Linked DNA regions of Homo sapiens: region 1 is linked to region 2. A link is a loop called in an ENCODE intact Hi-C map of the cell type or tissue named here. Cell type or tissue: OCI-LY7. All regions are shown on one strand. Links, peaks and the distances in the headings refer to the core of each region. The heading gives the core; the rest is flanking DNA.

Region 1 (2,906 bases), core at 128-2,627, 600 kb after region 2:
AATTCCGGACACACCAGGGGCAGATATTACACTATCTAGTTCATGTAGGGGGCAATGTCTCCTCATGCAGCAGGAAATGGGGAATGATGGAGGCCCGTTCCAGGACATGCTAGGAAATTCCCAAGGAAGTGGGGGCTATGCCCAGGGAGGTTGCATAATCTTGAGCAAATCACTTACACATACATCTTCGCCCATTCTCCAAGCAAGCTTTGCTTTACAGGACCCCTGGCAGCCATTTTTCCTAGCAGCCTTAAACAGAGGAAATTCCAGCTCAGAAAACTCAAATTTCAATTTTTGAACATGAAAATAGCAGGAAGGACCTGGAAGGCCACTTACAGCAGCCCAAAGAGTGAGGAAGTTAGATGCTGCCTGGAGGACTTCCCAGCCCTCTCCTCAGCCCAAGGAGAAGAGGATAAATCCCTCTCTGCCCCACACTGTCTCCTTCCCTGTCAGCAGAGGAAAGCCTGCTGGAGAAAGAATGGAAGGTGCCCCTTACAGGGCTGGGCAGAAGCAGAGAGGATTTATTCCAAGGGGTAGCCTCGTCCTGCAGAAATGGAGCCCTCCAGGGATCTGGATAGACTCCTGGGGACAGGCTAGTGCCTTCTTAGAGTGCAGCCTTTAACCCTAGGGGGACTGGGAGGAGGAAGTGCAAGACGCCTGGCAGGTTCTGCGCTTCCAGGATGAGCTGCTTCCAAACCATGAAAACATATCATCATTTGAAAGGGATGTGGGGCTTCAAGGCTTGTAGATGGAATACATATGACAACCATAACATAAAGAGCCACATGAATGTATATGACTGTTAGGCTTTCACATATTACTCGAGTTGGTAAGATACACCTCTTATTAGACTGAAAAGTGTGGCATAAATATTCTAATCCCCAGAACAACCACCTAAAAATAATTCCATACACATTCAAGACAAAATGGATAAAATGAAAAGTCCTATGTCAAGGAGATAAGACTAATGCAACCAAAACCATCTACATACAGGTTATGGGTGAATAAACATCCACCCAGAAGTTTTCATTTCTCTTGGGCAAATACATGGAACAGGATTGCTGGGTTATAAGGGAAGCATGTCTCTCTCCACCTGTCCTCCCCACCACAAGAGACCCCGTCAGAATCTGTTTAGCCCTTGAGGGGCTCTTCCCAATTCCGCTGGAGAAAGGGCAGGACATCTCGAGGGTGCTGACCCCAAAGCTGCCACCTGATGGCGCAGCAGTTCTCGCCCTCCTAGCCCAAGGGATCCCCGTCCTACGCCGTCCCCTGTCAGCGCTGGGGCCCCAGTGCGGGAGGGCCAGCTGCATTTCCCCATGAGCCTGTCTCCCTCATACCAAACACCCTCCACCGGCAGCTGCCCCCTGTGCACATTCCTAGGGTGATCTCTGCCCCCTCCCTTTCCTCCCCGGTGCGCCTTCCTTGCGGGTTCCATGAGCATGCGCGCCCATTCTTGGCTCACACATTCCAAAGGTGCATCCCAGCAACAGGCCCAACAGTGCAGGATGAGCCTTTGGCTGAGTTGGCAGCCAAGGAGAACTCGCCAACCTCGCTGTGCTGCCAAGACCTGACTTGACACTACTGCTCCCCTTTGCCCGTTACCCGTGAAAGCTTTGCTCCACAGCGCCCCCTGCAGGGGGCTGGCAGGGCAGCTGGCTGCCTGCCCTTGGCCCGTTCCTTGGCTGCCCCGGCTTCTGCACTTACCCTTGGTCCTGGACCAACTCCAAGAATTCAGTGACTTTACACTGGCTTTTCTTAGAGCCTCTTGGAGACAACATCCTAAGATACTGCAGACCCTGTGTTTTGTTTTTGGTTTTGAAGGCCCTCTGAGGGCCCTCAAATGGACCCTGAGGAAATGGATACCTGAGCAGGACAAGGACCTTGGAGTCACAGAGGTTCTCGATAATTAGAGAAAGGGGCCTGATGATACTGGGGGTGCACAGATCACATTTAGGTCCTTGAGGGTCAATGGAGGCCTCTCTTCTGTCGTGCCCAAGTCTGGGCCTCTGCAGAGAGACCTCCATGCCCAGAAATCAGAAGTCAGATTGAACAAGAAATCCCAGCCTTTCTAGGTGAGCTCCTGCCCCCAAAATGCTGTCTCCAGCTCACACAGCACCACAGGAGGTTTCCCGCCACTGAAGAGGAGGAGGGGGCCAGCCTCATTCCTCTCCCGGCTGCCCCTCCGGAGCTCAAAGACAGTGAGTGAGGAGGGACCCTGGTCTCCCTCTTTGGCTACAGAGGTTTCCCAGAGGAAGATCTGGAGTGAAAAGGCAGCAGATGCAACACAAGGGCAGAAACTCACCTCCAAGAATGGCTCCCTCGCATCCACAGTACTGGCCCCTTCGATGCAAGTTTCCTCTGCTGCCATGCAGGCGAGGGGAGCCTCTGACGCTGTACCTCCCTCCCAGCTGGGGTTCCGACTCACGGCTGAAGACCTGGACCTGGAGAAGGAAACAGTGCTGCTATGCATCAAAAGTGCATTGTGGGGTGAGGCCAAGGCCATCCGGGACTGGGGAGCCTTGCAGCCTTCCCATATTTTGCCACCACCTGCGGCAGCAATGGCTCCTCTGCCCACTGCCTCTCCAGACCCCCTCCACCCTCTGGGACTAATGCACAGGAGGAGGGACGCAGGACGCAAGACTGCCCAGGCCCAGTAGCCCTCCTGGAATCTGCTGCAGTGGCTACCTCTATGCCTCCTGTGTCTGGGAGGAAGCACAGCTCACCAGGGCCCCTGTTCTCCCCCTTAGAGCTCCATCCAGTCACCTCTTCATACTTCCTGGTCTCAGCCTTGCTGACCCTGCTCCCTCCTCATCATCAGGCAGATACAGAGCACTGCAGCAAAAAAGAGAGGGGTCCCAAGCACCACACACTTCGTGGGGGAAGCTTGGGCCTGAACAGCAGTAGTC
Region 2 (2,906 bases), core at 156-2,655:
TGACGTGTATTGCTCTTGGAGGCAGGGCTAGGTGGTGGTTGTGGGGTGTCACTGTTGGGAGTCACACAGACCTGGGTTCAAATCCCAGTTCTGCCCCTTGCAAACTGAATCACATTCAGCAAGTGACTTGATCTTGTTGATCATCTGTCTAGGCTTTTCTGTAAACTGTGCACAGTGTGATGATATTACCACTTCACAAGGTTTTATGTGAGGGTGAAATGAGATTCTATACATCTGGCACAGAGCAAACTATCTATCTATCTATCTATCTATCTATCTATCTATCTATCTATCACCTATCTATCTTTTTTGAAATAGGATCTCACTCTGTTGCCCAGGCTGGAGTGCAGTGGCATGATCTTGGCTCACTGCAACCTCCATGTCCTGGGTTTAAGTGATCCTCCCATCTCAGCTTCCCTAGTAGCTGGGACTACAGGCACACACAGGCTAATTGTTTTTTTGTTTGTTTGTTTGTTTTTGAGACAGAGTCTTGCTCTGTCACCCAGGCTGGAGTGCAGTGGTGTGATCTTGGCTCACTGCAATCTCTACCTTCTGGGTTCAAGCGATTCTCCTGCGTCAGCCTCCTGAGTAGCTGGGATTACAGGCATGTGCCACTGCACCCGGCTAATTTTTTTGTATTTTTAATAGACACGGGGTTTCATTCTGTTGGCCAGGCTGGTCTTCAACTCCTGACCTCAAGTGGTCCACCTGCCTTGGCCTCCCAAAGTGCTGGGATTACAGGCTTGAGCCACCGCGCCTGGCCAGAAGATCCATAGTTTTTAAGGAACAAAATCAGGGTGGTGATTATTTTGGTGGCTTCTCGTTTTTAATCTTTTCAACCAAGGTCATAAACATTTTTCTCTTGGAGTCCTCTGAATTGCACTTCCTGATGGCCCAAGTAGTAATGTCATTGTAAAAACCTTCCCCAGAGGAGGGCCTGGTAGGCAGCCAGCTTATGGGTGACAGTATGTTAGAAAACAGTGAAGCTCTGGGGTCAGACAGATGTGCGTTGAAATGCAAGGCCCACCGCTTGCTGGCTGGGTGACCTTGAACAAGTCACTTATCCTCACTGAGCTGGGTATTAAGGGACTAGTGGACCCCTGTCCACACCCAGGTATAAAGCAATGTAGTCCTCTGCTTCTAAAGGCACCCTCCTCTCTTTGTTAAGTCTTTAATTAGCTTAGGCTACGAGTAGTAAATCCAGAGGCTATGCAGGAACTGCTAATGAGCAAAGCTTCCTGGCCATGAGACAATAGGTAGAGGTGGGGAGTATGGCAGATTTGAGAGCACATGCCTTGTCTAAAGTGGGCAGCAGCTTCTCAGCTCGAACCCGTATTTATTAGCTGGGATGCAGTCTAAAAGTGGATAGAGTTTTCAATTTTTCAAAATAAATGTGAGGCCTAGATTTTTTAAGCAGTATCTCCAGATTTTAAGGCAGTTGGCATGGCTGCCGGCTGGCTTTCCAGGGCCGCCAGATTGTAACCCCTTTGTAGCCGGTAGTGGAAGATGGCAGGGGAACGCAGGAAGAAAAGACTCAAAGGACTATTACAGCAAAATGAGCCCATTACTGTGTCTGGCCACCAGGGGGCAGTAATTCACCTGACATCACTTCCCTCCTTCAATCTCCTTGTCAGGAGTTTACACTCAAAAAATTTTAACTCTCGACTTTGTCTGCATTCAGCTGTGTTGAATGCACAAAATATGGTCCCTGAAGCGATATTGAAAAGTTGGCTTTCTCCATCTTAAGCATTCTGTACTAGGTGAAAATTGCCTCCCCGTGGCCCACGGAGGAGTTTTCTAAACGCTTACCTTGACACATGACAAAGAACCCAGAAAGTGGCTGCATGGGAAATATGTCCATTATGCAAAACAAAACAAGACAAAAAACCCTTCTGCATGTTTAAGGAACAGCAGTCAAGCGCTTCTTGCTGGCAGAGTCGGATTCTATTGCTTAGGAAAAACAAAACTCCCCGGCTTGAGGCTACATGGCATTGAGTTGGCTGCAGAATGACTCAACTTCATTAAAAAGAAAATACACCACACCTGTTCTTGCTTCTTCATTTCTCTCATCTTTCCCCACCCCTGATTTTTTTTTCTCTGTCTAACTTAATGCTGTGGCTGAAAAAGAGAGCCCAGCAGCCCTTCTCCCTGCTACTGATTAATCCTCCTTTTAAAACATACCTGGTGGGGGCCAGGCGCGGTGGCTCACACCTGTAATCCCAGCACTTTGGGAGGCCGAGGCGGGCAGATCACGACGTCAGGCGATCGAGATCATCCAGGCTAACACAGTGAAACCCCGTCTCTACTAAAAATACAAAAAATTAGCCTGGCGTGGTGATGGGCGCCTGTAGTCCGAGCTACTCGGGAGGCTGAGGCAGGAGAATGGCGTGAACCCGGGAGGCGGAGCTTGCAGTGAGCTGAGATCGCACCACTGCACTCCAGCCTGGGCAACAGAGCGAGACTCCGTCTCAAAAAAAAAAAAAAAAAAGAAAAGACATACCTGGTGGGGTCAGACCCAGTTTCTGAGGCATCCCCAAGAAACAGGGCTTGGGGGACCCCATGTGAGTGTCCCTGGGCTAAAGGCTTGTGTTCTGGCCTCAGGATGTTTCTCATGTCGTATGGTCTCAAATCACCAATATTTCAAAACTCAGACATGCAGATGAGTGTTGTTTTCAAAGCAAATCATTTGGGGAAGTGGTACTTCTTACTTGGAAAAAATTAAACGTAACTGCTTTTCACCTGTTGAACAACTATTTTATTTCTTAAAAACAACATGAGATCATTACAGATATAGAATCCACAAAAAACAAGAAAAAAATACACATTCACAATTCTACTCCATATTTCTCTATGCACATTTATTTATTTTTGAGACAGGGTCTCACTCTGTCACCCAGGCTGGAGGG

The links. Hi-C counts contacts between places; a loop is a spot of excess contacts. Peaks named below come from ENCODE experiments on the same cell type or tissue, not always from the same donor. Only the 100,000 strongest peaks of a DNase experiment are listed, where the experiment ranks them.
Region 1: a loop joins it to region 2, with 5 times the contacts of the local background. A loop is called at or near these places in 38 of 110 quality-filtered maps.

Annotation. Positions count from the first base shown.
Region 1 is chr12:107,911,230-107,914,135 of GRCh38, reverse strand. LOC105369964 (a long non-coding RNA gene) reads right to left here and starts at 1,385. Exons shown (of 4, transcript XR_945320.2): 1 at 178-1,385. In OCI-LY7, for the core only: CTCF peaks have their summits at 1,420 and 1,629 (motif pointing left); no DNase peak of the experiment used is centred there.
Region 2 is chr12:108,510,806-108,513,711 of GRCh38, reverse strand. No RefSeq gene overlaps it. Among named protein-coding and RNA genes, the nearest start is that of FICD, 3.0 kb to the left of the region's middle. RefSeq lists a silencer at 460-645. In OCI-LY7, for the core only: CTCF peaks have their summits at 1,382 and 1,584 (motif pointing right); a DNase peak (open chromatin) is centred at 1,581; H3K4me3 peaks cover 420 bases.